Linked DNA regions of Homo sapiens: all the other regions are linked to region 4. Evidence: chromatin loops called from intact Hi-C (ENCODE). Cell type or tissue: sigmoid colon. All regions are shown on one strand.

Region 1 (5,000 bases), 69 kb after region 4:
TTTTAAAATTTTAGCCATTGTAATTTGCGTAATTGTATCTCATTGTGATTTTAATTTTTGTTTTCTTAGTGGGTTTTCATGTGCTTTGTGACCATTGCTTTATTTTCTTTTGTCAACTCTTCAAACCTTTGGTTGTCTCTATTGGATTGTTTTTCTACTAATCAGTTAGAAGAGTTCTTTAAATATTCAGGATACAAGTCCTTTGTCAGATATATGTGTTGTGAATATTTTCTCCTGTGTTGTTCTGTGTCGTGGTTTACCTTTTCATTTATTTGTTTGTGTCCTTCCAGGAGCAGAAATTTTTAATTTTCATGAAGTCCAGTTTGTAAACGCTTTTTAAAAACCTGTCTTACTTTTTGCATATTAAGAAATGCTTGCAAATGTCAGATTTTCTCCTACAAGTTTTGTTTTGTTTTGTTTTGTTTTGAGACGGAGTTTCGCTGTTGTTGCTTAGGCTGGAGTGCAATGGCGCGATCTCGGCTCACGGCAACCTCCACCACCTGGGTTCAAGCAATTCTCCTGTCTCAGCCTCCTGAGTAGCTGGGATTACAGGCATGTGCCACCACACCCAGCTAATTTTGTATTTTTAGTAGAGACGGGGTTTGTTCATGTTGGTCAGGCTGATCTCAAACTCCCGACCTCAGGTGATCTGCCTGCCTCAGCCTCCCAAAGTGCTGGGATTACAGGCGTGAGCCACCGCGCCCAGCCTCTCCTAGAGGTTTTATAGCTTAATTTTTATGGTTAGATCTATGGTTCATTTTGAGGTCATGTTACATATTGTGTGAAAACAAATTTGATCAATAAGTATGCTTAATTAAGGGAAATCTAAAATTGCTATCATCACACATTTGACAGACTCTAAATAAAGAAGGAGTAGATGGATTTTTTTCTGCTGAAGTTAATTTAGTACTGACTTATGTATGAAATACTGCTCTAGTTTTTGTACCCATCCAACAAATAAAACATGCCTTGTAAAATAATGACTTTCCTATTAGTAGTGGGTTTAGGTGGAGACTGCTAACATTCTGTATAGAATGAATGTACATATTAATGTCTCTTCACAGTACTTGTCACATGCAAAATATTCAGTAAGTGTTGTTTTTGGTTGTTAATGTTCATTATTGTTAATGTCATTCGTATTGTTATAATTATTATATTTAGGATTCTTGCCTTGAGGAATTTTAGAAAGGATGATATTTAGATGAAATAGGTTTGGTTTCTGTAATTTATTTACTTAATACTTACACATAGTAGTCATACTTTTTATGTTTTTTTTCTGCCCTCCCAACCCCTCACACACATAAGAAACTTAATTGTTAATGGGTTCTAATACATAAGTAATAGGAAGCAGTGTTTTTAGCATCCTTTGAATGATCTCCTTTGTTTGCATGGATAATTCCTGAATACTTTTTTGAAAAGTTCAAGAACAGTAGATGTAGAATAAACAGCGCAAGTAACATTTTACCTACGCTTCCAGTCTTTTCCCAGAGATAAGTATTATAGATCTGATCTGTTTGCTTTCAGATAATTATCTATACATTTATACTGATATATATTTATTTATATATAGGCACATTTGTAGGTGTATTTTTCTTTGTAAGCCTAAATGAACATATTATACTTGCTTTTTTAATCTTAACAGAATGTTTGATAAATCTTTCCGGGTTGATACTTTCTTCATTCATTTTTACTGCTGTATATTATTTAATAGGATGAATATACCATAACTTATTTTTCAAGCATGCAGCAGGTAGACAAGTGCGAGGCCAAGCCTAACTGACAGAATCAGCTGGTAAAGGTAAAATGAGTCACTTTTAGGCTGGGCGCGTGGCTCACGCCTGTAATCGCAGCACTTTGGAAGGCCGAGGCAGGCGGATCATGAGGTCAGGAGATCGAGACCATCCTGGCTAACATGTGAAACCCCGTCTCTGCTAAAAATACAAAAAATTAGCCAGGCGTGGTGGCGGGTGCTTGTAGTCCCAGCTACTCGGGAGGCTGAGGCAGGAGAATGGCGTGAACCCGGGAGGCGGAGCTTGCAGTGAGCCGAGATCGCGCCACTGCTCTCCAGCCTGGGCGACAGAGTGAAAAAAAAATGAGCCATTTTTAGATTCAGATAGTTTATTATTTACATAGACAGCAAAAGGAGGGGAAGCTAAAAGTATCACATCTCCAGGTCCTCATCACATACAGGAAAAGGACAACATGAAAAACAAAAGGCTGCATGACTGAAGTGTGAGTCCTAGGATTCCCCATTGCTGAAGACTCAATTCTAGAGTACAGCTAAATACTTTTATAGTGTGCCACTATACCCTAAGGGGTTGAAGATTAGGAAGAGTGAGGCAAAAACTTCATACCTCATTAGAACCTGGGAGACCATGAGAAACTGTTTGTGATAGTCTCCCATTCTCTCATTTTCCAGAGGATCACGAACCATTCTGCTAAGATACAGATTACCTGCATTTAAAGCCATTCACTGTGTGGCCTATAAGTATACATTCACCATTGCTGGAGCATCATGATAGAGCCATTCCCCTACAACTCCAACCCTTGACCTTTCCCATATCAGGTAACAATTCCTCAAAGGCATAACCACTTCGGCTGGGCGTGGTGACTCATGCCTGTAATCCCAGCACTTTGGGAGACAGAAGTGGGCAGATCACCTGCAGTCAGGAGTTCAAGACCAGCCTGGCCAACATGATGAAACCCCGTCTCTACTAAAAATACAAAAATTAGCTGGGCATGGTGGTGGGCGCTTGTAATCCCAGCTACTTGGGAGGCTGAGGCCGGAGAAATGCTTGAATCTGGGAGGTGGAAGTTGCTGTGAGCCGAGATTACACCACTGCACTCCAGCCTGGGTGACAGAGCGAGATTCTGTCTAAAAAGAAAAAAAAGGAAAAAAAAAAAAGCATAACCACTTCATTAGATACTACACTTAATTGTACTTTTAGGGGCTGAGAGCAAATATGCCTCCTAGTAGGGTGATCGGGTGTACTTGTTGGATAGACCTTAGCCAAGCTCCTCATCCAGAGCCAAGCCATTCACGTCATAAATTGAGAATGCAGCAAGTGGTGTTGGCAATCACACATATCTCACTTCAGCTGGCTGGGAGGAACTCCAGGGCTTCCTAGACTTTTCATCACCACTGGACCAGAGAGTTTAGAGTGGTCAGCTTTAATATGTGAAGAATATACAAAAGAGTTTGTCTTTCCTTAAGTATTAGAAGAAGACCACAGGGCACCAACAATAGTAGGATTCGGCTAAAGGGAATCATAACAGTGTCCCGAAAATTAATCTTGTTATGTGGCTTGTTCACTCCTGCAATCAGCAGCTTTCCTTAGATTAAGATTCTTCATTGGTCAACAGTTGAGCTGAAAGCAGTAGTCTGGGTAATACTGGCTCGGTGGCTAAGAGCTGAGAAATATTAATGTTTCTTCTACCCACCCTGGGTGTGCCGGTGTCTAAGGTATTCTTTTTTCTACAGCCAGGGTTACTGTCTTCCCATAGCCATGTGTTTCAGTCCCTGCAGCATGATCAGTCCCTGCAGCAATTGTTTCACTCTTTTTCTAATCCACCCTCTACCTTACCCATACTATATGGCCTGGAGTTGGCCCTACATGGCTTAGCAGTTTCTTCATTATATACAATATGCATTGTACCATCTTAGAACATCTTTTGCTCCTTGAAATGTAGGCCACATTGGAGATACCATAGGAGTTGTGACCTCATATTCATCATCATTATCATGATTATCCCTAACTGCCTAAACCTAGTAAGCATAACAGGACAGTAAAAGAGTCAACAGGTTAGAGTCTTCCAACCCCAGTACTTTACTACTTGAAAATTCCAGCACCCTGATTTTCCAGGGATACAGTATGTGAGGAAGTGGTGTGAGAAAGATTAACCATGTGTTTTTGGTCTTTTATAGCAAGTCTGGGCCTTCTCCCTTCCCCTCAAACCTCATAATTAAACATTCTGTTTAGCTGAAAGGGACCCTTCTGGGGAATTGCCACACTTAGAACCCAGACTGCTTTTCTTAAGTGTGTATGCCTCTGGGAGCCAAGCCGTTTTTAGGCTCTAGTTACCTTTTTTAGTTTCTTCTTTGAGAATCTATTCTGTCTTTCATTGTACCTCTTGCCTGAAGATGATATGGGACATAAAAGGTCCAGTGAATGTCTCAAATATCTGCTCACTGCTGGGTAGTTTTACTCTAAAGGCCACACTATTGTCTGATTGGGTACATTTGAGAAATCGACATGTGTGAAATAGTCCGTCTGTCTTTGAATAGTATGGCCTCTCTACTGTGTGGATAGAGATGACAATGGACAACCTAGGAAGGTGTCTACTGCTGTCAGTGCCAAGTAGTATCCTTAAGAACTATATGGTCTACTTGACAGACATGTCTGGTACCCCTAGCTATAGGCTCCAGAGTTCCCTTTGCTACTTAACTGTGTAGTTGATAGTCAAGAGCACACATATCCTTGACCTTACGTGTTAGAGAATCACTAAGGTTTTTTTTTTTTTATTTGTTTGTTTTGTTTTGTTTTTGGCGGTATCCTGAATTGGAGATGGGTTACCATGCTCTGGGCAATGATGTATTCAGGTGACTGTGGTCTCTACCAAGGCAGTGCAAGTCTGATCAGCTTATTGATTCTGGTGATGCTCATCCTCAAAGGGTACTTTCCCATGGGCATCAACATGAATCATGAACAAGAAATGTGAGACTTGTACAGCCTGCAACTATAACGCTCATCTCCACAGAAACTGGAACGAGGTCATCTAAATTGTCCCACTGCCAGGCTTCAGACCACACAGCTAGCCCATTGACTCCTGGTATCAGTCATTGAAAATATAACAGACTTTGGGGGTGTTTTCCAGGGAAAGCACCATAGCTCATGACTTCACCTAGTGAGCAGAGTTCTCTTTTCCATGCACAGTTTTAAACAGTTTTCCTTGGGGCCACACAGCTGCAGTGGCCCAGAGCACCTCATTGGACTTTACCT
Region 2 (5,000 bases), 310 kb after region 4:
AGAGAGAGAGAGCAAAGGGAGGGGTGCTATCACCTTCAGACAACCAGATCTTGTGAGAACTCTATCATGAGGTGGCACTAGGGGGATGGTGCCAAACCATTAGAAACCACTCCCATGATCCAATCACCTCCCACCAGGCCCCACCTCCAACACTTGGGATCACATTTCAACCTGAGATTTGGGTGGGGAAACAGAGCCAAATTTCTGTTTTGCAATTTCTGCATTTCTGTTTTGCTAGTTGACTTCTTGCTGGACTTGGCTTGAAGAGACAGAGAGTAGGACAGACAGTAGGAAAAAGAGTAGACAGAGAGTAGGAGGCTGGAGGAGAAAGAAGAGACAAGCTCCTTCCTGATCATTTTCTATTTCTGAGTTTATTTCCTGCTTCTATTGTTGTTACACTAGCAATGTTTCCTCGCCCTGGCAGCAAAAGTTTTTCTAATAGCACAAGTATATCATTTTTTTGTTTCTCCAAAATGCCCCACAGCAGCTTTATTGAACACCTTCAAAGATATCAGCACAGCTGGCAAGTGCCCCCTTCTCAAAGTCTGGATTCCACCTACACAGGGTCTCTTCTCTGAATATTGGCAATATCAATACCAGATGGCTGGACACCCCTCCTCAGAGATTCTTAGTGCCCTTTCTCTGGTGCCCCTCCTCCTCCAAACTTCTAACTTTTAATAATTCTAATCTCATCTACTTTCTCCCACAACCCTAGGGGTAGTAGGTGCTTCCTGCAATTACAATTTCTTTGATGCCTTAGCATTCACTTCTTAACTTTACAGTTCCCTTATACCTAGGCTAAAAATTATTTATATCAAATCTTCAAAAGCAAAAATTGGCAAATGGGATCTAATTAAACTAAAAAGCTTTTACACAGCAAAATAAACTATAAACGAAGTAAACTGACAACCCACAGAATGAGGGAAAATAATTACAAACTATGCATCTGACAAAAACCTAATATCAGAATCTGTAAGCAACTAACAAATTTATAAGCAAGAAACAACTACATTAAAAAGTGGGCAAAGGACATGAACAGACACTTTTCAAAAGAAGACATGCATGTGATTAATAAGCATATAAAAATGCTCAATATCACTAATCATTACAGAAATGCAAATCAAAACCACAATGAGATACCATCGAACACCAGTCAGAATGGCTACTATTAAAAAGTCACAAAGTAACACATGCTGGTGAGGTTGCAGGAAAAAGGGAATGCTTATACACTGCTGGTGGGAGTGTAAATTAGTTCAGGCCCTGTGGAAGGTAGTATGGCAATTCCTCAAAGAACTAAAAACAGAATTACCATTCGACCCAGCAATCCCATTATTGGGTACACACCCAAAGGAATGTAAATCATTCTGTTATAAAGACACATCCACGCAAATATTCATTACAGCACTTTTCACGATAGCCAAGATGTGGAATCAACCTAAACACCCATCAATGATAGATTGAATAAAGAAAATGTGGTACATATACACCATGGAATACGATGCAGCCATAAGAAAGAATGAGATCATGTCCTTTGCAGAAACGCGGATGGAGCTGGAGACCATTATCCTCAGCAAACTAATGCAGGAACAGAAAAATAAATACCACATGTTTTCACTTATAATGGGAGCTAAATCCTGGAATACATGGGCACAAAGAAGTGAATAACAGACATCGAGGCCTACTTGAGGATGGAGGTTGGGAGGAGGGTGAGGATAGTAAAACTACCTATCTGGCACTTTGCTTAGAACTGGGGTGACAAAATAATCTTTACCCCAAACCCCCTCGATGCAAATTTACCTATATAATGAACCTCCACAGGTACCACTGAACCTTAAATAAAAGTGAAAAGAAAAACAAATAAAATAAAATAATGGGTGTGATGTCTGTCTTCTGACTGGAACCTGACTGACACAAGGACACAACCATAGGATTGCACTAAAATGAACTCAAACATAAGACGTCTCCTAAATATTCCTAAAAAGCAAGTCCAGTGAAATGTCTTTGATTACTTTTACCATCACAATGTGTGGTGTCTCATTTGCAGTTTAAGAGTACTAATTCTTGTTGTCAGATTCCGCTTGTAACTTCAAGTCCTCTTGCCCTTTTTAAAAACAATTGTAGATACCCCATGTGGCAAATAAACTCTTTTTTCTCATATTTAGACTACACTTCTTGAATTTATTGCTGAAAAGACATTACTCAAAAGGAACATATGCTAACATAATTAAGAACATGTTCCTTTGGTAAAATTCTAGGTGAGCTCCATTTGATCTTAGGTCACACACCGAATATTCCCTTTTTAAAAAATATTCAAAATAAAAAAGTTTGTATTGTGAGGGTTTTTTTGTCAGTTGTTTTGTTTACTATTTCCAAGTCATATTGCATCCTGGGCTTTGTTTTCACATAAATAACTGGGAGCTTGCGTTAGCATTTTCAGTTTTCCTGAGGCATAAGCTCAAATTAATACTGATATCTCTACATATCACTCCTACAATTTTTAATCTGTTCTTAGAATTCTTTAGTAAAGATTTAGGTGCATGGAGGATAGAAGAAATGCCATGGAAAACAGCTTCAAAATCTTTGGTTTGTGGAAATCAGTTTTTGTAAGCTTCATAGTTCAGCTTCCTTTTTATAAGCTATTCCTAAATGCCCTGAAATGAGAAGTAAAACAAATTTCCTGGATTTTTCTTACTAGTATCACGTTGTATATGTAAACATGCTTTCCAGTGAGTAAGCATAAGTAAGGTAGATCCTGCCCAGAGAGTTCACCAGCTTACAGGGACACTACAAAGGAGGACAACAGAGAAGAGACTGTTTTGCTTTTGTTTGAAATTCACAGCAGCTGTTATATTCTTCTTGACTGGTTCCAAATTTAATAAGGCCCAATAAATCTCTAAGAAAACAGCCCTGAGACACTGCTATTGTTTTTATTTTGTTGTTGAGTTCATAGTGCAAAGTCTCTCTCTTCAGTACTCTTTTTGGCTAATATCAGATTAGATTATGCCAAATATAAACCCCAAAACACTAGCCAAGAAAAATAGAGAAAAATCACATCTCTGGCAACTAACAGAAAGCTTCTCTTAAAAAGCTTCTTTAAAGTCTAATAGCATCTGCAAATCCGGTGTCTGTAACCTTGCTAGTCTGGCTATTCTCACAGCCGTACGTGCTCTTTCCAAATCATTGCTTCAAATTCCTGGTTATTGTTACCTTATAAGTAACTGGGGTGGGAGAGTGGAATATCATAAAAAGCACATGTAATTTCCCTGGTTTGCAAAATGCACCCCAGTCGGCTTCAGTGGGAGCACTATTATAGAATATATGCACCCAGGCTAAGTATCCGAAAGGAACTCACCACTAATGTGAGTAATATGTTTTCAATTTTTAATGAAGTGTTAGTTGTCCACAACAGTATCTCTTTTAGGTTCCAGGCTGTGTGCCAGTGATAAACTGCATAGCGCAACATCTTATCTATTTTTAAGTGACCAGTCTTTAGAGGCAAATTTCCTGTTTCTCTCAGTGAATTGATGGAGTGGTTGCCTGCTGTCAAATACTTTCCCCAGTGTATGTGGTGTGATTATTTTTTTTTTTTTTGGTCGGGAGACAAGAGACTTAAACATATTTCCGCTTCCTTTTTTGTGCAAAAGTTTAAGAAATACGCACAACTGGGGTAAATCTTCCAATAAGCTAGAGACTCAGGCAGAAATCCCAAGATTTATAATCCCACTGTTACGAATATGAGTAAGTCGGCCTGCTAGATAAGCAGATAAAAGAGAGGAGAACCATCCTCTATGCTGCAGCTTATTTGGAAGTAAGTGCAAGTAACCTTACTTCCAGATAGGATGTGATAAATAATCCAAAAAGGCAGAATAAAAACAACTTCCTCTGTGAAGATGAAAAACAATCAAGACCAGTGTCAAGTGCCTGTTGGATGGAAGAACGTGGCTAAGGAGAAGAAAGGGAAACTCTGAGCTACTGAGTCTATTCTTTAGAAACAGAGACTAATAAGGAAGGTTTACAGGGACTTGCAAATGTAATGAACAGGTACTGACACCAAAAGATGTCTTCCCTGCAGAAGCACACAAAGGTCTCTGCATTCAGTCCTGAGATGACTTATTAAAAGGTGAGCATCGTATTCCTTGAACATATATCTGAGATTTGCTGGAGATCCCAGGGAAATTTGTAAAACTCTAGTTTTACAAATGGACTTCTAGTCAGGTTAGCTGATTTACATGATACTGTGAGAACTTTTCTCATTTATTTCTCCGGCAAATTTGAAGTCCAATTAGAAAGCTAAAGATTAGAAGGAAGCAGACTACTTCAATTTCTTTCCTTTTTTATTTTCGGGTTGTGACTTTAGTAGATAAATAGAATGTTGAGAAGAGCATAGAACATCAGAATTTTATATTCTGAATCATCACTGAGGATACCCAAATAATAAAATTAAAAAGAAATTGTTTGGCTGGAAAATACTGTTCTGATCAAAATAAATTTAAAATAGAATTTGAAGGGAAAGCATTAATGAAGAAAAATAACTAGAGAAAACTGTAAAACTTATATAGTTGTAAATGGCTATATCATAAAATGTAATAAAGAGCAGAGCAGTGTTTCTCTAAAGAATAAAAGAAGAAATTCAAGAGCAACATCAATATCTTCAGAGAAGTGTAATGTCAATGTACAATATAAGTTATAAAGTGTGCCTTAAGTTTAATTTGCTAAATATTCTCATCAGGTAGGTAGCAACAAAATCTTGGGTTGGGACACTTGACCATAGTGCAGAAACATAAATGTTTTGTTTAAAAAGCAGATCCAAAGAAAAGGAAAGGAGAATATGTTAAAACGTGCACACACACACAAACACACACATATGCATGCTTCCTAGAAAATACCTGAAGATAGAGGCCTGATAGAGATATTTAGGTAATAAGAAAAGTGGAAACTACAATAACGTTGAATTAAAAAAATCTATAAATTATTTGTGGAGACATATGTGATCCTTCTTT
Region 3 (5,000 bases), 390 kb before region 4:
GACAACCGCCTTTGGCTCTATCATCCAGGTTAGATTGTTTTCAAATAGTAAAGACAAGTGGTCACAAGACAGCTTAAAACTGTTATTGAATAGTTAAATAACTTTAATCCAGGTGAAAAATATCCTCCTTCTTCATTCGGCTCTGAAGAAGAAGAAAATTTAGGTTTATTCAGGTATCAATTAAATAATGATACTTTCAGATTCGATCACAATTCTATTTTCCATTTCAGAGACGAGGATAGTAAGGAATATAGAGAAAGGGCATTTATTTTTGGTAAAAAGTCATGTTCAGTGATCAATAATCAGTGATTCATGTTTAAGGAAACATCATAGTCATCAGCTTAGAAATATTTTCAATAGCCCATATGCTTCTCATTGAATCATTATTCTCTACTCTCAGTCTCCAAAGAATCAGTTTAATCATATGGCTTGCCGATGCTAAGAACTGTTTTAGGACCTTTAGCGACCCTAAATATGATAAAGAATATACATGTCCCATATATTTTTAATTCAAACCATAACCAGCTAAACCATTAAGTAAGTATTAGGAATTACAACAGATTTCTGCCTTTTCCCATAGATAAATCATCTATTTATCTTATTTTAAATAGATAAATCATCTATTTATCTTATTTTAAATAGATAAATCATCTATTTAACATAAAAATAACATTTTGATTTTGATTTTGTTTTAAATATAAAGCATGAAATAATTTTCTAAAATGATTTGATGTTCTTTGTTGTTTAAAAATAACATTTGATTTTGTTTTAAATATAAAGCATGAAATAATTCTCTAAAATGATTTGATGTTCTTCTTTGCTGGGCCCTAAGCACAACCTGTGCCAGTGTGACAATGTCTCAGACATTAACACTCCAGTAGTACCAGGACTTTAACATTTAATCTCTGTTTCTTTTACCTCCATCTCCTTGAATATTTTAATTAGGAATTATTGCAATAGAAACATTTGAATTACCTAATATAGTCTTTAAGCCACAGCCCAAATAACGAAAAAAAAAGGTTCCCCTTAAATGGAATTGTCAGCTTTGCTGAGCATTCAGAGTAGCTGAGTATATGGTGCTACTTGGAATTAGCTCTTTGGTTTTCATTAAAGCATTATATTGAATAAGTTAAATATCTTTGTCCTTAATTTAAAATGGTAATGAGAAACTGAAAATAAAAAGCAGTGCAATAAGGAATATCAGGGACATGCACGCCAACATTAATAAAATGATTCTTTTTATCCTTGCTTTAACTTTGGCTTTATTCTTGTGACCAAAAAAGAACACTGGAATCATGATGTAAAAAAGGAAGACTATAAATTGAAGCGTAATGACTTTAGAGATAAATGTATTAGTTTATGTATAGTTGGTACTGAAATTGAGAATCTGTTAGAAAAACATATTTCCCAAATCTATAAAAAGACATATTTAAGAATTCTACCTGAAACCATTTCTTTCTTTCAATTATTAAAGTATTATATGAGACATGCTTGAAACAAATCATTTTGATCAAGAATTATCATTACCTGATACCTTTCTCAGAGAATTTTTGCCATGGTATAATTTTACTATATGGTGAGTTATGGCTCATTCTATGTTAGAACATTATCTACTAATATAAAGTGGCTTATACTTACTGAAGACTCCACATGAATGAGTGAAATGCGCTACTTTCAAATATCCCTGAAAGATATAACAATCACTCCATGATGTATAGGAATATGTTGTCTTTAATACGATTACAAACATTATATATTTTTTACATACTTTAGAGAAGTGTATTAGAAGATAATGGTGTAATATATGACAGTAAAAATAGCTTTTTTATAATTTGAGATGTCCGTTTCATCTGAGAAAAAAACATTTCAACTGACAAAAACCATCAGGGTCTTAGAGTTGGGGCATGGATAGGTGGATTGTATGGCCACAAGAGGGCAGCAGATGGTCTGAAACTAAGGACCTGAGTTGCATGTGAAATGACCGCAGTTGTGAAGGTTTTTCAATAGAGAAAGAGTCGTTTCCAGCCTAAATGGGAAAAAGGAAAGGAAGGGAGGAAGGAGAAAAAAAAGGAAGAAAGAGGTACCAAGAAGGACAATAGAGGGAAACACAGGCACGTTTTAATAGTTTTTTAAAAACAGGAATGCTGTGTGAGGCACGTTTCTGTGAGTGTGTGCCTGTGTGTGCACATCTCTGTGTGTATGTGTGTTTTACTAAGACTTCGGCTGTTCTGCTGCCCAACGCCAAAATACATGGAAATTCTAGTTCTGTCCAAATCTACCACCAAAATGTGTAAATCTCCTCCCCACCACACACAAAAAGAGCTTTTATCTATACAATTTGTTTTTCTTGCATACCATCATTTCTTCTCTTCTACGTAATTAGCCCTCCATTAAAACACTGATTTTGAAAATCAAGGAGAATAATCCACCTGGCTCTGCCACTGTGTCTCCATAGGCCTACTTAAGGAACCAGAAAGTTCACTTTTCTTTTATGTTTGATTTTTTAAAATAATTTATAATCACTTCTTGCCAAATATTATTCTTCTTTAGCTATAGTCAAGATACCGCTAGAGAATACGAGGTCTGCATACTAATTAATTGCTCACAATACTTTCCAAGGAACACAAAAACACCCACAAAATAACTGACTAGTTTGCTTCCCCTACACAATTAATCTTCCATTAAACTACCCTTTTTTTTCTCATTTTTGCCGGAGTAATATTGAATTAGATTTCAATTACATTCAGGCTTAAATGGATATATAGCATTATATAGAGTGAATGGAGGCTGTTGAAGGGAGGAACCTTTCTTTCATCCTTACATCTTCACACATCTTCATTCAATAGGTGTTACATAAATAAATACTTGGGAGGTCACGCAAGAAGCATCAGTCCTCATCCAGTGCAGAGTCTGGATTATGAATCTCAGAACTGGTCTACCTCTCCACTTCTTACAATTATATCAGACATCCCGGTCTCAGTATAATTTGGCATACTGGATATTTGCTCCAAGTCCAAGAAAAGAAAGAGAAAAAAATGTTGTTAATGTGTCTTAATTATACTGAGTGATATATACCAACAATTATACCGATAAACAACGACATGCATATGGGATATGCTCAATTTATACTGCTTCCTTGATCAGTTATTTGCAAAGCTTTAAAAAGGAATGAAAGTTTTTATGACAAAATATGGCTGTATCCTCTCTCATTTGCACCTGTTTTCTATCAGGTATTCTTGGCTATAAGCAGGAAAATGATCAAAGGTGGGGCATCAAAGTGGTAAAAAGGTTTCATGAAGAAACTGTACAATACATGGAGCTATAAATAGCTCATAGATCACTGTGAGGGGAGAGTAATGCTTTGTTCAAGTCAGAACACTTTCTAACTCTGGGGAAAATAATGAACATTTATTTTATGCCAGGTAGTCTTCTAAGCGCTTTACATCTATTACTCATTTTAGTCTTAAAAGCAACCCTATAATTTGATCTTATTATTACCCTATCAATTTTATAGTTGAAGAAAATAAAACCAGAAGAGTCAAGTTACTTGCCTAAGGTCATATAACTAGAACATGAAAAGCCTACTGCAAAACCAGCCTTTTGTAAATGTTACAGTCCCCCAGTTCAGAAGCATGAGGAGAACACACAAGCTGCTTTGAATGTGGTAGTGGCTTATTTTCACCCCATTTAATTAGGATAGAATTAGAAGTTTAGCAAAAATAACTAGTGGCTACTAGAATGAAAGAATGAAAGTAGTTGGTTCAGCCAGAGAAAAGGAGGGTTGCATGTCTCACAATGTCGCTTGAGAACTTAGCTCACGAGTATCTAACATAATTTTCCAATCCTATTACCCCTTCCATGTATTTTAAATTTTCCTATAATTTTTCTTTACAGTTTTGCCTTTGATGTATTTGCAGCCAACATCCTAAAAGCAATGGAAAGAGAACTGAACTGAGAGTCAGGATACACAATTCTAGTGCAAGGTTTTTCATCCTATAGACCCAGCTAGTCAAACCCTTTCTTTTTACATAAAATTATCTATACGTGGCTTCCCAATATATAAAAATATGATCTCTTTTGGTTCTATTTATTAAATAATTATAGCCCAGCTATGTGAATATATCTTAGGTTCTTTTTTACTCATTCCTTTTGTCCTATGGTGTACCCTAGGAGAGACAGCATGCTTGGTCATACAACCGAGCCCTCTGGCGTGACGATTCCAGAATTGTCTCCATATCACAATCTCTAGCCCATCTAGGTGATCCTCTTTGAAAAATGCTTTTCTCATAGAAGAAATAAAACTTTTCATAATGATTCTGTGTCTGCATTGAGTGTGTGTGTGTGCCTGGTTCTTCTTATGTCAGTAGATTGGCCTCTCTCTGTTAATAATGCTGACTTACTCTAAATTACCATGACTCCGAACTTCCGGGTCAAAGATCACTTTTCCTTCACTCTGGAATCCCACATTCAGTAAGATAATAAATCCAGCCACTTCTACCCTAAGCTATATCTACATCTATATCTATGTTTTATATATAACTATACATATGTTTTACATATATTAACTGTATATGTAACATATACATAGATTGTGTGCGTGTGTGTGTGTGTGTGTATATATATATATATATATATATATATATATATATATATATATTTTTTTTTTTTTTTCCCATCTCCTCTTTCTTATTACTGTTGTCATCATTATAGTGTAGACTCTTATTACTCTTCTGGGCTGTTAAATCAAATTGTAACTTATTTCCCCTCCTTCAGTCTCTCTCCTCTCTAATCCATCTTCCAGAGAGTTGTCAGAGAAATCTTTTTAAGTGTGACTCTGATCATGTTACTTCTCTCCTCAAAAATCTTCAGTAATGACCATTTTTTAACAAATCAAATGTGAACACATGACAATGTGATTAGGGCTCTCTGGAGTATGACACATAGACAGAACATTTTGAAGAGACAAAATGGAATTCGAGAAAATCCGAGCCATGCACTGG
Region 4 (5,000 bases):
CACATTAAAAATTATATCTACCATTTCTGGGCCCCATGGAGTGATAGGTATAATAGTATTTAAATATTAAGTCTGAAGAAAGAAATCAGAGAAGGGTCAAATAAATACTATAAGAATACAGTGTGACTTTTATTTAATAGCATGTATCTGTAAAGCAATTTAACTTACAAGCTCTTTTTCAACTTAACTGATGCATGGCAATGCCAAATATTTTCTAAACTATGTTAGATATATTTTATTTTTAGAAATTTGTTAAACTAAGGTTTTCCAATTCTAACCTCAGTCTTTCTCCAATTCAAAATTACATTCTACTGAATACTTTGCTCGAGCTTTAGTGTAATATGTTTGAGTTATCTGTCCTTCAAATATCTTTGTCCACTGTTGTTTACTGTTTTAAAACAATCTAGTGCCAAATACCAGCCCTTTTGTAATTTTTCATTTAAAAACGTCCTTACATAATTTTGTACACTGAACACTTTGTACAACGTCTGGCATCAGCCTTTTACTATCTTGAATACCACATACTTATTCCAAACCTTTTTTCCTCATCACAGCTCCATTTGTACCCAATTGTATGTTTAATTCCTCTTTATTTTGGTCATGAAGGCTATATAGTGGTTTCCCATAACATTACACATCGGATCAAAATTTTGGACTTTGGTTAATAGACCTTTTCCAATATGCACTAACTTACCTGCTTTCCTTTTCTTTCAGCTCTCAGCATACCTTCTTCACTGATTGAGGCAAACGTGTTTTCCGTAGTCCAGATGAACTTTTAGTCCGAAACTAAACGTTATTCTCTTCCTCATTCAGTGGACTGATATCTCTCATTGCTTAAAAAGCACCAGAAATCCCAATGCCTCCTAGATGATTCTTCCAACAAGAACGCTATGAGGAGCGTTAGCATTCCTTGCTATTGCCTATTTAATCTATCAGGAATTAAATTTTATTCTATTCACTTTGGTTATTGCCTAGATATGCATATATTCTTGGTTAGAATATCATAATTACAGTGAAGTTCCTTCTTATGCTTAGTATGAAAGCCATCTTTTTGGCTGAATTGTTGTAGTGGAAAGTATAGGGAAGGAATAACTTCATTCTACAAATCTAGTGAATATGTTTATACCTTTGTACAGCTTAGAATACATTGCCACAGTCTCTCTCGTTTGACTCCCAATAATGGTGGAAATTGGTTGGAGTCTCAGTCTCTGTTTTGAGTGGGAGGGAATCCGGAGCTCTAATGTATTACAATACTTAAGACAGCAGCCTTTGCAGTCACGAAGACCTGAGTTTGAAATTACTACAATGTTTATAACTGCGTAACTTTGGGTAAATTTCTAATATCTTTAAACCTAAACTACCTCATAAAATGGGGACAGTAATAACTACACGACATACTGCATGTAATTGACACAGCATGCAAAGTGGATTGTTTGCCACGTGGTAAGTAAGCCCTTAATAAATGGCAAGACGTTAAGGGATTTGCCCAAGATACACTTGTAAAACAGCCTACAAGGACCAGAAACCAAGGAAGATTTCAGACTCCGAATCCCATGCTTTTCTACTACCCTGCTTCCTAGAACACTGAGTTAATTAAACTACTAATTTGATGAACGACCTTGAGCAAAATACTTCACTGAGTCAGTTTACTCATCTGTAAAATGAGGGACTTGATTTAGATAATGCCTAACGTCCTTTCAGAGTCTATTCCAGCTACATTAGATGTTTTATCCGGTGTTGCAGGGTTGACGTTCAGGTCCGTGATATGTCCAAGATCTGTATAATCATAAGCCGTGCACATGGCAATGAATTTTATTCCGACACTCGTATTTCGTTCAATATTTAGTTCTGTGTGCACACTCAGCTGTTGCCTGTCTTTAGTCTGCCTACCAGCGCCTTGTGAAGGGAAGACCCACACCTAGCTTTATTTATTTATATCCTGGCTTGTTCCCGAAAGGATTTAAGGCGGCGAGTGACACTCTAAGTCCCCTAACGGTGTCACACAGTGCGATTAAGAAATCCTCTTTGGATGAAATCATACCGTAGAAAATCGCCGATGAGTGAGATGCTAACTAATTAATGTCTTTTACCCAACTCTTAAAAATAAAAACTAATGCACCTAGCAAGAAGTCCTGGAAGCATACAGTGCTGGCTCTCCCTCCAGCTCTGACGCTGTCCCACCCGTTGTCAACGGTCACTCGAATGCCCTTCTTAGACTAGCCAAAATTGTCGCCGCTCCAGTACCAGCTGGACCAAGATCCCACCCCACCCCTTCGCTGCCCCTCATCACCCAAGTTTCCTGATTGGGAAGGGGCCCGAAGAACCTTTCTCACATTTCTATTTTATTGGCTGGCACGGCTGTCAGTAATCTCTCCTTCCCGCCTTCTAGCCTAGCGCGTTTCGTGGACCCCTTGGTTTCTGCGACAAGCCGCTTACGTTTGCCTGAGCCGTGTTGCCGGGGACCAGCGACCTTTCACCCCTCCCTTCCCACAGGAGCGCCCCGGCCCCCGCCCCCGCCCCAACCGCCGGCGCGCGTCCTCACCGCGCACGCGCTCCCCTCGCGCGCGCACACGCTCGCGCACACACGCTCCCTCGCCCCCGCCCGCGGAGTTCCCCCTCACCCCTCAGCCGCCCCGCCGGCTGAAGCATCGGCGCTGGGAGGCGGCGGCGCTGCTGAGAGGCAGGGACCCGAGCGCGAAGTGTGTGGGAGTCTACGAACTCAACCCCTCTCTACCCTCCCCTCACAGCCACCCCCCTCCCTCCCCGCCAGCCCCCCCCAACAAGCGGGAGAAATAATGAGCGAGACCGGGCGGCAGCAGCAGCAGCGCCGAGCAGCCCAGGCAACGGCAGAACCGCTCCGGCAGCGGCGGCGGCGGCAGCACCAGCAGCGGGAGCGAGCGCAACGCTAGCGCGGCGCGGGGACCGCCGCGCTCCTTCCCGGCTCCTGCCCTCCTCTGCCGCTCGCTCCTCTCTCGGCATCCACCTCCTTCCCCTCCTCCTGCTCATTCACTCTTTCCCTCACTCTCCCCTCCTCCTCGGCTTCTCCCCGCGCCCCGCCAGCCCTCGCGCTCTCCCACTCCCTCTGCCTGTCCTCCCCGGTCCCCTCCTCCCGCTCATTCACTCGCCCCTCTCCCTTCTCCACTCTCTCCCCCTGTCTCCTTTCTTCTTCTTCTTTCACCCTCCGTCTCTCACACCCCCTCCATTCCCCTGTCTCCTTTCTGACACTGCACTGCAGCTGCTCCTCAGCCCTGCCCCCTCCCCAGTGAGAACAAACCAGCAACATTGCTTTTTTTCCTAAAGAGATTTATATTGATCCGATTAAAAAAAAAAAACCTTAAGAAACCCCAAACGCAAAAAAAAAAAAAAAAAAAAAAGAAAAAAGAAAAGAAAAAGCCAAAACAAAAGGGAGAACCTTCTCCCGGTAGCAGCGGCAGGAACTGCAAACATGATGGCGGCAGCTCCCATCCAGCAGAACGGGACCCACACTGGGGTTCCCATAGACCTGGACCCGCCGGACTCGCGGAAAAGGCCGCTGGAAGCCCCCCCTGAAGCCGGCAGCACCAAGAGGACCAATACGGGCGGTGGGTATCGCTTCCACCTCCCCGCTGGCCCCATCCCCCGCCGCCCGCCCCTGCCTCCCTCCCTCGCCGTCCTCCCTCCCTCCTTCCCTCCCTCCCTCCCGCGGCCCGGACACCTCCAGCCCGAACCCGGCGGCCCCTGCGCCCCTGCCCCGCGCCCCCTCCCCTGCACCTGCCCCGCGCCTAGGTGTCCCCGACACATTTCCATTTCTGTGTTTATCATTCATCAAAATGGCGACCAGTTTTTCGGAATAGACCTATCTTTCCATTTAATCGGTCCAGAGGTTGACCATGTAAATATCCTAGACCTGGGCAAGAAGGTCCATTCAGGAGGAGGAGGAGGATGACCCCGGAGTGAGGTGATGGCCGCCCGAAGATGCGCGCTGCGTTTAACAGTCTGATAAAATAAATAAATAAATGGCACTTGGGTAGCGGATTGCGAATGACTGGGGCGCCGGAGAGTTTTTCCTCTCTCCATCCTCTTGCTTTGGGCCACAAGTAGTATGCAAAATCTTGATGAGTGCATGCCCTTACCGCACTTAGATTGTCGGTGCAAATATTTCATTGATTTGTCTTCAGGGGGGTGCATACGAGGGTGGGGGTGTCTGGAACGGTGACTTGTTAGTTAACATCCTGCGCTTCCTTGGAAGATGAGTTTTAACGGGACCGATATCGCTTCTTCATTTGCACTGGAATCATCTTAACAATGCACCCAATGCATCGAAGCAGAGGTGAATTTATCTCCAGCATATGCATTGTAGACGGATGGGGGTCTTTTGAGTGGCACACCACAACATTTGGAACATTCATTCACATTAAGAAAGCTGGATTTACCGGGGTGTCTCCTGTATAAGATGTGATCAAGTTGACGGAAATTAAAGTTTGTGGAGTTGGCTTAATTTTCTAAAACGTTTCATTTTATTTTTCCTGGTTCTTCCACCCCCTTTCCGTTTTAAAAGTTGTGATTATTTTGGGAAAGGAACATTACCTGTTTTGTCACTTTTAAGCCTATTTAATATAAATGACTCCTAAGCTTTTTAGTATTGGCAGAATTCTTCTTAAGGTCCTTTAATTAATGAGCTTAAACGAGATCACGGTAGACTAAGAAGTGCTAAAGAAATGCACTAGGATTAGTTAGATTTGCCAGTCCACCACACTGAGTTATTTCCTGGCAGTTATTGAAGACTTGGAATACACCCCACAGTTTGGGTGGATTATTTGGTAGGAGAATGGTTGTTTTGCGGACTTTAAGTAGGATATAGGCAATGGCTAATTGTAGTCCTTATGTGTCTGCTAATGACAAATAAATATAGCTCATCACTATTTACAGTCCTGGGCTTTTCTTCTTTTTTAATATGTTAAGTGAAGGTTTGTCATCTTATAAACCTCTGAAGTTTTGTTAAAGGGTCAGTTCATTTCATT
Region 5 (5,000 bases), 180 kb after region 4:
CTATCCTCTTGCAGAAAGGCCAATTAGATCTCTCTTGTTTTTCAATGGTAAATACACAACACATAACAAGGTACTCCAGGAGAAAAATAAATGATCTCTTTATAGGCTTAAAGTATCCTTTAAGCTCATAAATTATGTGTAAAATATTATGACTTTACGTTCATTTTTTTGAAAGAAGGTTCAAAGCTTTCACCAAATTCTCTACGGAGTTGATGATTACAAATGTCAAGGAAACACCTTCCTCTTTGCACAGGAAAACTTGATGCTCACATCATGTAGGCCAGAACTCAGCGTCTGGACGCACCAAAGTCCCTCTCCCTCAAGCTATTGCCTGTCAAACTTTACACATCACTGGATTTTTTTTAATCAGCAGGCCTAGAATAGAACCTGAGATTCTGCATTTCTAAGAAGTTCCTAGGGAACTGCTGGCCCATGGACCACACTTTGAGTAGCAAAGTTTGTGCATCCTGTCACATAAGCCCTTATTTAATCATAGGCTAATCAAAAACAACTAGTTTTGGGTACGCTTTTTTGCACCATAGTGTTGGGTATTATGAGAAAAGAGAAGACACATAATCTCTGCATGAAAATTTTCACAATCTAAGTGCAAATTTTAGCTAAATGAACATGAACATAAATAAGCAAATTATATTAGATTGGATATAATTATGGATAAAATGTCAAGGTATAAATTGTATGTTCTCAAGAGTGTGAGTTAAATGAAAGGAAGGCTTAATTGTCAGAGAAAAGAATTAATGGGGGGAAGTACGATTTGAGCTTGAACTTGGTGGAACATGGAACTTAGGGTTAGAAAAACAACAGTTTGAGCAAAACCACACACCCAGATCTCAGCACTAGACATGGATATAGTACAGTGAGGAAAGTAGCCTAATGGGAGCAGAATTGGTTTGGGGATAGGGTACAATATAAAGTTAGCAAAGAGGAAGATCTTAAGCTTTTAGGACTAATGGTAATTATGTACGTTATTTCTCCCATAAAAGTTGAACTGCATTGCATAGTGTCTAGTTAGTTTTACACATTCAGTTCATGTTGGAAAGATTAAGGCAGTTTTTCAGTTTTATGCATGTGCTGGCAATGGCACATCTGAAAGAGCAAGGGTAAAGCATTAACAATGAATTTGTAATGGGCATGATTACACTCCTGTTGTCAACTGCAGTAATTTACTTCATTGCTTTGCTTTATTTCACTCATACTATATTCTAATATGTTTCAAAACATTTAAGAGAAATAAATTAGTGAATTTTGCAACATTAAATTGCCCAGAACTTTCTTATCACAGGATTAAAAAATAATTGGAGGGTCTTATAAAAATTCTGGGTTGCATTCAATAATTTTTTTAAATAAATGATTGTGGTATGAGGAGTAAAGAGGTCTTGGTTCCAGGCTCAGATTTCCCACGAACTGGGTCGTAGGTCTCTCAGCTATAGAATAAACAGGCTGAATCGGTGGTCCTTGAGATCCTTTAAAATTCTAAAACCATGTGATGATATCACTTAAAGGCATTTACTATATTGTAAAGCATCATTGACCAGCAACTGTTAATATCAAGAAATAGACACCAGAGAGTCTGCTGAGTATAAAGGTCACATTTCTATTTCAGGGTCAAGTCATCACAACAGTGTAGTCCAGGAGAAGGTCCATGATGGAGATTCTAAGCAGAGTTTCCAAAAATAGTGGGCTCCCTATTTCCACTTGAAATATGAAAACACACAAAGGTCATGCCTGCACTTCACATAAATGCTGATTGCTCTCTCAGGGAGTCAAAATCCTGCAAGGGTCTAGGTTACCTTGCTCACTGTGTGTGTATGTGTATGTACATGGATTACGTTAAGCCCAAACCTCACCTTTCTGTCTGTGTATGTTTAAGTGTGTCCCCTACTCAACACTAGGAGCCAGAAATGTCTCTCCAGTCCATAAACTGCCTCATATATAGACATTTCCCTAGGTAACTCTCCTTAAACACAAACTCATCACCAATGATGACACATCAGTTTGTGAGGATCTGTGGGAATGATAAGTAGTACATATTTTGGTGATTGTGAAGAGATGTGATAAACAACATCTCTTCACAGAAAACATCTCTTCACAAAAAACAAGGCATAAAGCCTTGTTGTTTTTCACTGGTGAGCCTGTAAAACCAGGAAACAGCATGGTCCCAGTGGGTTCTAGGGCAAAATAATGGAGAAATCCAAAACACGTAAGAATGTATCAAAATGTGGAGAAATCCTGCACCTGAAAGTTAAGGATACCCACTTCACAGTTTTATCAGCCTCACACTTACGTGTGTCTCCACATGGAAAGTTTGTAGGGAATCAAGAGTCTTGGCACAGATGTGAAGAATAAGTACAAATAAATTTGTGGCTAAGGAACACACAGGACTGGCAAGAGCCTAGTTCTGCAGCCTGTGGGAAGAAGGAATTTTTTTTTAAATAAGAATCTCTGCTGTGCTATTAATTAACCTTTGTTAGGGTTGGCGTTGTATTCATTTCAGTTCAGGAGAAAGGAATGTACGCATGGGTGGCTTGTGTTTTGTAATCTGTTTACCATTTTTATTGCTATTTGAAAGAACATCATGCAAAACGGAACTATAAAAATCAAGATCCAAGGGGGATGGATCTGTTGCCCTGAGATTCTGCCCAGCATAGTCCAGCACCTGGACACAAGCCGATTGACGTCAGCTGCAATATTTGACTTCACTAGGAGCTTGCCCAGCAAGAGAAAGAAAAAAAAAATCTGTCAAATAAGCCCTAGAATTTACTCAGAACTCGGTCAGAGAAGTGTTCTCCGGGAAAGAGTGGGAAAAAAGCTATTTCTCCTCTTCCTCTGCATCCCACAGAGATCATCTGAGCCTGGAGCCTGCTTTGATGTCAGGAAGAACTTGGCAACCTGATCAGTTTCATGGGGAGCAGAATAAGACAAGCAAGAAGCATAGAGAGGAGCCCCTGCCAACTATAAAAATTTCTAAAACGTAACCAAAACACACACAGAGATTCAATACACAACACTCATATATACACTTTGCAGATGAGAAATGAGATCAATATAGTATCAATAACTTTGCCTCTTGCAATGCACAAATTCCATCAGAAGATATAGCAGAGTGCAGAGTTAGAAATGAATCCATTCTGCTTAACTAGAAGACAAAAAAAAAATTCGTCTTCAGATAGCCAAAGTGAAAAAGGAGTAAGGATGAGAGATATTGTAAACCCATTAAGAATGCATTGCTTGCTTTCATTCCTGTTTAATATTTCTTAAAACTATGCATTGTATGATGTTAAGGTTATGTACAGGACAGTTACAATGGCAGCTAATGTGGTTCCCTTTTACTGAGTAAGAAAGCATTTGGTAAAGCTGCTGACTGATCACATGCCATTCAGTCCAGCATTTTACAATCCAAGGTAGTTCAAGAGCAGTGTACAAGTCACAGAAATGACTGTGACCTCACCATCCACAGAGACTTCCTGGATTCCACAGGAGTGGTCCAGCCTTAAGTTTCAACATTAATCCAGGTCTTGCTTAGAGCAACCTCAGAAGCCTTGACTTATTAAGTAGAAATTATGAATATCCATTGTACCTCTTCCTTTCAGGTAGTCCCCCTGTATCTCCACTCTATCTCTACCACAAAAGACACAGCCACCCACATGGTGCAGTGACATGAAGAAATTGTTGCAAATATAAGTTGGCAAAGGGGCAGGGGGATATTGTAGAGGATCTTAAATGTCAGGTAAAGAAAAGCAAACTTTACCCTGGAGAAAATGATTTTTGATTGAAAGCAGTGGAAAGTGGTATGTTAGAAGTATTAAGAAGAAATCTGTATGGAAGACTGATTCAAAAGGAGGAGGAATGGAGAGACCAGTTTGGAGTCAATTATCATAGACTGTTGGGTGAGGTGATGAGGATCTGCAGGAGGTAAAAGCAGTGAGAATGGGAATGAGGCCAATGTTCAAAGGGTATTTGTGTAAAGACTTACTGGTGGTAGTGACAGCTAATATGTATGTGGCACTTATTACACTTATAAATAATTTATGCATGTTACACAGATTTAAGTGTTTTATCTTTGGGGGTGAGTACTTAGGAGAAAATAGAAGCATAGAGGGCTTACAAAACTTGCCAAGATCACAGTTAGCAGTAGAACTAAGAGAGGAACTCAGGCAGTCTGTGTCCATAGTCCCTGTGTTTACCTAGCACATAACATATACTGTATTGCCCTTCATGGTAAATAGTTATCCCAATATGATCCTGTAAGCTTTTATGTGGTGCATAACTGCATAAAACAAGGCAGTTATCAATTACTCACAAAGGACAGTGTGAGAAGGAACAATACTTTGTCCTTACTATTGTAAAGCACGTGGCCCCAGTTAATATAGTCCTACATCAGTGCCTTGGAAAGAATGCAGCCTGGGTGCTGGCAGGACATGCACTCCTTGACTTTCCCATGTAATGGAGAAGCCAATGCTTGAAGAGAATTACTGATTTTCCAGAAGAGCCACCTCTCCAATAATTTGAAATACTGACCACTTCAAAGACATTTCCTGACTGTATCTCATGTAGATGATAGAAAGGAAATATCCACCAAAAGCTAATTAAACAGTTTATTTGGGATATGGCAAATTCTATACTACTAGAATAAAATTATAATTGTGTACCTCTAAAGAATCTATTTCTAGTCTAGTAAGTATTTGCATCCTCAAAGTTCAACTATTGTCTTGATAAATTAATTTCCATTTTATTTCTCATACAAATAAACAAAATAAAGCAACACAAAACAAAAGCCTGTCTCCATCTTTTGATAAGAGACTCTGGACTCATTGTGGTTTGCTGAGTATCTGGTAAGTTTGTAAGAAAGGCAGAAGAGTCCTGGCATGGAATCACCAAAAACCCAAGTTCATTTATTTGGGCATTCTATGATATTGGTGGATTTATTTATTTATTTTTATTTTTGTCTTAACCTAGTTGGGGCTTACTTGCAACCAAAAGTA
Region 6 (5,000 bases), 240 kb before region 4:
AATAAGCAATAATTATGGTGGAATGTGTTTCCATACTGCATGTAAGTAATTTGTACATGGATAAATATTTTGTATTATTACTCAATGAGAGACCTATTATTATTTTTCCATGTAATAAGAAAAAATGGTATTTGTAAGTAAGGCCAGTGGAATTGTCTATTAAATTATGAGAAAGAGATATTCATTTAGGATAGTTTGGTGTCTATGATAAATGAGGAAAGAGAGAGGAAAGAAGAGTGAGGTTCTGGGAGATTGGAAGTTAACTCAAGATATTGGAAGGGGATTGAAAAATTGGGGACTATAAAACCAGTAAAACATAAGAAGGGAAACTTGCTTTTATAAAGAATGAGTATTTTTTTTGTTTTGATTTCCATGAAGTACATGAAAATAAAATTTTTCTTGACTGTAGTTCACCCAAAGGTTTATTGACCTTAGCTTTATAGCATTTGGATAAAGAGCTTATAAAACGCCTATCATTCACAGGCCTGAGGAGCAAGAATTCTTCCTAGGATAATAACTCAGGTGTCTGCCATTGACAAAAGTTGGCTGCTAGATTTCTTTGCAATGCAGTTTAGTTAAGTGATTCTGCAAATTATCTGTTCCTGCTATGTCTATCAGTAAGGCATTCTCAAACAAGTGTAATTTTCAGTGAACAAGCAGTCTTGGCAATCAAGTAACAAAGAAAAAAGCAGGAGGAGAGGGGAGGGCAGAAGCAAAGAATGCCACTCTAATCAATTCTGCCTTGGAGCGGAGACTCCTACCTAAATAACATGAGAGTTAATCAGCATTTTGTATGTGGTATGTAGAAAAAAATTGTCAATTTTTTATTGCAGTATAGATATCAAAGTAATGTTTCCATTACTGATTGGCTTCAGACAGTGAATATGTTCCATCGCAATGTAGTCACCACAGCTATTTATTTCATTTAATACTATTTTTTATTTTGAAGTAAAAGAACATACCTTATGAGGGGCCGGGCGCGGTGGCTCACGCCTGTAATCCCAGCACTTTGGGAGGCCGAGGCGGGCGGATCACGAGGTCAGGAGATCCAGACCATCCTGGCTAACACGGTGAAACCCCCGTCTCTACTAAAAACACAAAAAATTAGCTGGGCGTCGTGTCGGGCGCCTGCAGTCCCAGCTACTCGGGAGGCTGACGCAGGAGAATGGCGTCAACCCAGGAGGCGGAGCTTGCAGTGAGCCGAGATCGCGCCACTGCACTCCAGCCTGGGCGACAGAGCGAGACTCCGTCTCAAAAAAAAAAAAAAAAAAACTAACATACCTTATGAGATACCATAACAAAATATCATTTTAATATTCATCCTTCTCAGTTTTTTTCCTTTCAAGTTATAGGTCTAAGGAGAACTTCCTTGGGAAGCAACCAAGAATTGTCTTGAGACAATAACATTCCAGAATTAGGTTTTGGGAGAGAGTGTCAAAATCTCATTCTAATGGTAGGTAGTTATGAGAGAATTGTTTATGTCATCCTACAAATATACAGTGAGCATAGATTATATTCTAGACAATATTATATTGTTTTGTCATATGCACAGATGACTAAGGCTGGCTTCTAGACTTCAAGAGATGATAATATAGTTGGCTTTGTCCTAGAACCATTAGAATTGCCCTGCCTTCTTTTTAGTCCATCGTTATATGTACAGATAATATATCTGGCAAATTATGAGACACAGGAGCAGATATTTTCCATTGAATTTCCCTGATGTAAGTATCAAAGTATTAATATGAGCTTGAAAAAGTCATATTGCAAAATTGCAAGTGAATTATTTCTAGGAAATTCACACCTGCAAAAAGGATACTTACTGTCCAAGTGGTAGCTCTTTAGTAAACTCTACACATTTGATTTCTTAGAGTTATTTATTAATCCAAATCCACTTTCTTACCAACCCCCAGGCTGAACAATTTTATCTGGGAAGAGATGTGGCCAACTTTCTAGGGCTGACTTTGATCCAGTAGAACATGTCTTTTACAAGCATTTACTTTACCAACTGGGAGCTCAGTACCCTCCCCTGTGAAAAACACCCAGGCAAGTCCAAGGTAAAATTTCAGCTCTCACCTGCTAGGACAAAAAAGGTAGAGATGGTCAACATAATCAGGCCAATCCAGCAATTTCTAGAGCAAGATATCCACTCTTTGAACTTCTATGTGTTTCAACATCCCCAGGACTCCCATTGTTCAGACTGCCTGTGTGTGGGGTGGTAGGGGTGGAGGGACTGCCTGGCTCATTTAAGCACATGTTGACCAGACATCTATACAGAGCAGAATTGTTCTTACATCAGAAACAAAAACTTTAGTAATTCTAGTTTAAACGCGATTGAGCCGAATCAGAGATGCAGTTTATTCTCTCCTAATTTTTCTCTATTTATAGCCTCACTTAGTGACAGGTCTGTTGCACAGGAGTGGCCTCTTACTCAACACATCTGCTCCCCATGTGCTGCTGAGTCACACATACTTTTTTCATTACCAAAAGTAACAAATATTTATTTTCTCCTTGGCAGTCCCACAGAGTTGTTGCAACAGAGGGAAAAACAAGTGGGATTCCATTCAGCTTGGCTCCTAAAAAGATCCTTATTGGTGCTTGTGCCTGTACTACTAAGAGAGTTGTGGAAACCTTGGAATGTGCCCAGAGTAGAGCAATGGAAATGATTGGGAAAGAGGATCTATGAGAAAAGGCTCAAAGAATTGATATGGGTGTAGAAATAAAATTGTGTGGAATTACAGATAAACTATTTCAGGTAAAAAAACAAAAAAATTAGAGAATAGCCTACAGCTGAGTTTCCTCTAAAGCAAATTTTATAAACCTGAGACAGGCTTCAAGGAACTTTTGAACCCCTCTTTCAAATATTATATCTACATCAATCTTTAATTTTTGTATGAGCCTCAGATGTAATCATGCAATATTATCTTAAGGTAATGGCATAAATTATGTTTTTCTCACGATGATGTCAGAGGGCAGAGGTGAAAAACTGGGATTTTCCACTCTTTGTGATTTTCTATTAGTAATTCTTTAAATTGCAAATTGCAGCTTTGGACTTACACATCAAACCACGTCTGACCTAGAGGACAAGGAGTGAAAATGAATAGGCTAGCCCACATCGTTTCTCTGAATCAATTTTATAATTGAACTGCACTTTAAACCTTATCTTTAGTCTTCTCACAAGTCTTATAAATGAATGTCACCCTGATTTGATTGACTGATCTTCGTTTCACACCCTTCATAAAGTAGCCCAAAATAGCTGCTGGAAAACATTACAAACCTGCTGAGTTTTAGCAGTCGTCAACTTTATATTGTCAGAATTTCTTGTGGGTGAGTTATAATTAGGTTTATTTATTAACTATAAAAGCTCCTGAAAGAAAATATCACAAATCATGCCATAGCCATCTCATCTTGTCACTGCTTCTCTCTTAGGAAAGACAACATCTTATCCACTGTCATTAAGGATCATTGCTTAGAAAGAAATTTTAGGAACTAAAAAGATTGACTTCATACTGTGACAGTGAATTTGCCTTTTCTTTAAACTGGCTTATTTGCTATCTTAATTGCATATGTGTGAAATCACAAACATTCACAGGATAGGCTCTACAAAGGCATATTTGCTAGTATAATGATCGCTTTCCTTATATAATCTGGTAATGGACTTAGCATCATTACACACATTTTGAAAGAAAAAAAAAAATCCTTCTATCAAGGTGGCCTAAATCAAAAAGAATGTTAGCTGACTTGAACATCAGCTGCTGCTTCGTGACCTTGATTGCGTTTAGATCACCTACATTCCCCCTGCTTCAGAAGAACCCACATTATGCTAATGACCCTACTTCCCAAAATATCTAACCCTCTCACATCTAGTTAAGCTAGTGCTGTTCCAAAAACATAGATCACCCAAATGCTCAGGTGCTTACAGAAAATTCACCCTTTCTAATAAGTCATTTTGGCTTGCCACTGCAAGTGTTCATGCATAAAACATACAAGCTGAACTCAAGAATTTCTGTAAAAATATGTGCCCCAGAATATTTTTCATGACTTAAAAATCATGTATTTTAAATTGTACACCCAATGTAATGTGGGAGTATAGCATTTTTAAGATATATTTAAATACTTTAAAGAATTATTTTTCTACCTGTGGCTTAGCTAATGCAATCTGTGTTACTTACCTTTCCAAAAGCTATTAAATAAAAACGTAAAATTTATTTCACTTTTACATATAAAACTCAACTTTCTGCTCAACTGTAAACTCTCTGTGGGGATAGGAAATACAATCCCAAAATCTAATCTGTTTTTTAGTCTTAAAAATCATCTGACAGCTCTCCAAATGCAAAGTACACACACATTTTGAAAGTTAACCTTCAGGAAGTATAAATAGAACAGAGAAGCATCTTCCTGTCTCATTGTGTGTTCAAATGACATAAATTGATTCAAAATCTATTAAGATTAATCTTTCAAAACTAATACTCTGTGGTTCGAAGGTTACTGAGATAGTTTCCCTTCATACCTTGACATGTTTTATCATATCTCAAAAGTGTCTTAAGGGCTCACATATTATCTGATGTTTATCTAGGTTATTGGCCCATTCCATTCATAGGCAACCCAAGCTATTTCTTGTCAGACAGAAACTGATAAAACTTCAATAGTATTCAAGAACCTTTTCCAGCAAAGTAAATATCCCATTGACATGCAGTAGCATTAAAAAAAGAAAGAAAAAAAAACTGGTGGTCCAATGTATTATGAATGCCTATTTTCATAAATGGGCTTTTAGGTGAATGTGTAAGCACATAGTACTACGTCTGAAAGCTAGCTACTAAGAAAGAAACATTTATCTGCCATAAGAGTGTCTTTAAGTATACATCAATTCAAGAAAAATGATATGGCAGAAAAGTAGTTGTGAAATGAATGTGAGCAATAAAGGCAACCAATAGGGATAACTCAGGTCCCAAATATTTGTCTCAAGAATAGGATTTTGGCAGAATTCCCAGATTATAATTTCA

The links. Peaks named below come from ENCODE experiments on the same cell type or tissue, not always from the same donor. Only the 100,000 strongest peaks of a DNase experiment are listed, where the experiment ranks them.
Region 1: a loop joins it to region 4, with 2.0 times the contacts of the local background. A loop is called at or near these places in 7 of 110 quality-filtered maps.
Region 2: a loop joins it to region 4, with 3 times the contacts of the local background. A loop is called at or near these places in 2 of 110 quality-filtered maps.
Region 3: it touches region 4 in a loop (10-fold over the local background); 3 of 110 quality-filtered maps call a loop at or near these places.
Region 5: it touches region 4 in a loop (5-fold over the local background); 2 of 110 quality-filtered maps call a loop at or near these places.
Region 6: a loop joins it to region 4, with 2.3 times the contacts of the local background. A loop is called at or near these places in 3 of 110 quality-filtered maps.

The regions. Positions count from the first base shown.
Region 1 is chr14:26,527,034-26,532,033 of GRCh38, reverse strand. The region is part of intron 2 of NOVA1 (NOVA alternative splicing regulator 1); the gene reads left to right. Among named protein-coding and RNA genes, the nearest start is that of NOVA1, 68 kb to the left of the region's middle. In sigmoid colon, no CTCF peak of the experiment used is centred here; a DNase peak (open chromatin) is centred at 3,053.
Region 2 is chr14:26,284,767-26,289,766 of GRCh38, reverse strand. No RefSeq gene overlaps it. Among named protein-coding and RNA genes, the nearest start is that of NOVA1, 310 kb to the left of the region's middle. In sigmoid colon, no CTCF peak of the experiment used is centred here; no DNase peak of the experiment used is centred here.
Region 3 is chr14:26,981,680-26,986,679 of GRCh38, reverse strand. No RefSeq gene overlaps it. Among named protein-coding and RNA genes, the nearest start is that of MIR4307, 76 kb to the right of the region's middle. In sigmoid colon, CTCF peaks have their summits at 1,738 and 1,937 (motif pointing right); a DNase peak (open chromatin) is centred at 1,959.
Region 4 is chr14:26,595,882-26,600,881 of GRCh38, reverse strand. NOVA1 (NOVA alternative splicing regulator 1) reads left to right here and starts at 2,849. Exons shown (of 5, transcript NM_002515.3): 1 at 2,849-3,581. The coding sequence starts at 3,446. NOVA1-DT (NOVA1 divergent transcript) reads right to left here and starts at 2,235. Exons shown (of 7, transcript NR_147061.1): 1 at 695-2,235. In sigmoid colon, no CTCF peak of the experiment used is centred here; DNase peaks (open chromatin) are centred at 2,431, 3,571 and 3,991; H3K4me3 peaks cover 3,507 bases; H3K27ac peaks cover 1,238 bases.
Region 5 is chr14:26,413,535-26,418,534 of GRCh38, reverse strand. No RefSeq gene overlaps it. Among named protein-coding and RNA genes, the nearest start is that of NOVA1, 180 kb to the left of the region's middle. In sigmoid colon, no CTCF peak of the experiment used is centred here; a DNase peak (open chromatin) is centred at 2,674.
Region 6 is chr14:26,839,619-26,844,618 of GRCh38, reverse strand. It overlaps LOC124903296 (a long non-coding RNA gene), which reads left to right. Exons shown (of 5, transcript XR_007064093.1): 2 at 1,911-2,054; 3 at 2,516-2,752. Among named protein-coding and RNA genes, the nearest start is that of LINC02294, 20 kb to the right of the region's middle. RefSeq lists enhancers at 2,342-2,636, 2,008-3,207. In sigmoid colon, no CTCF peak of the experiment used is centred here; a DNase peak (open chromatin) is centred at 2,448; H3K27ac peaks cover 373 bases.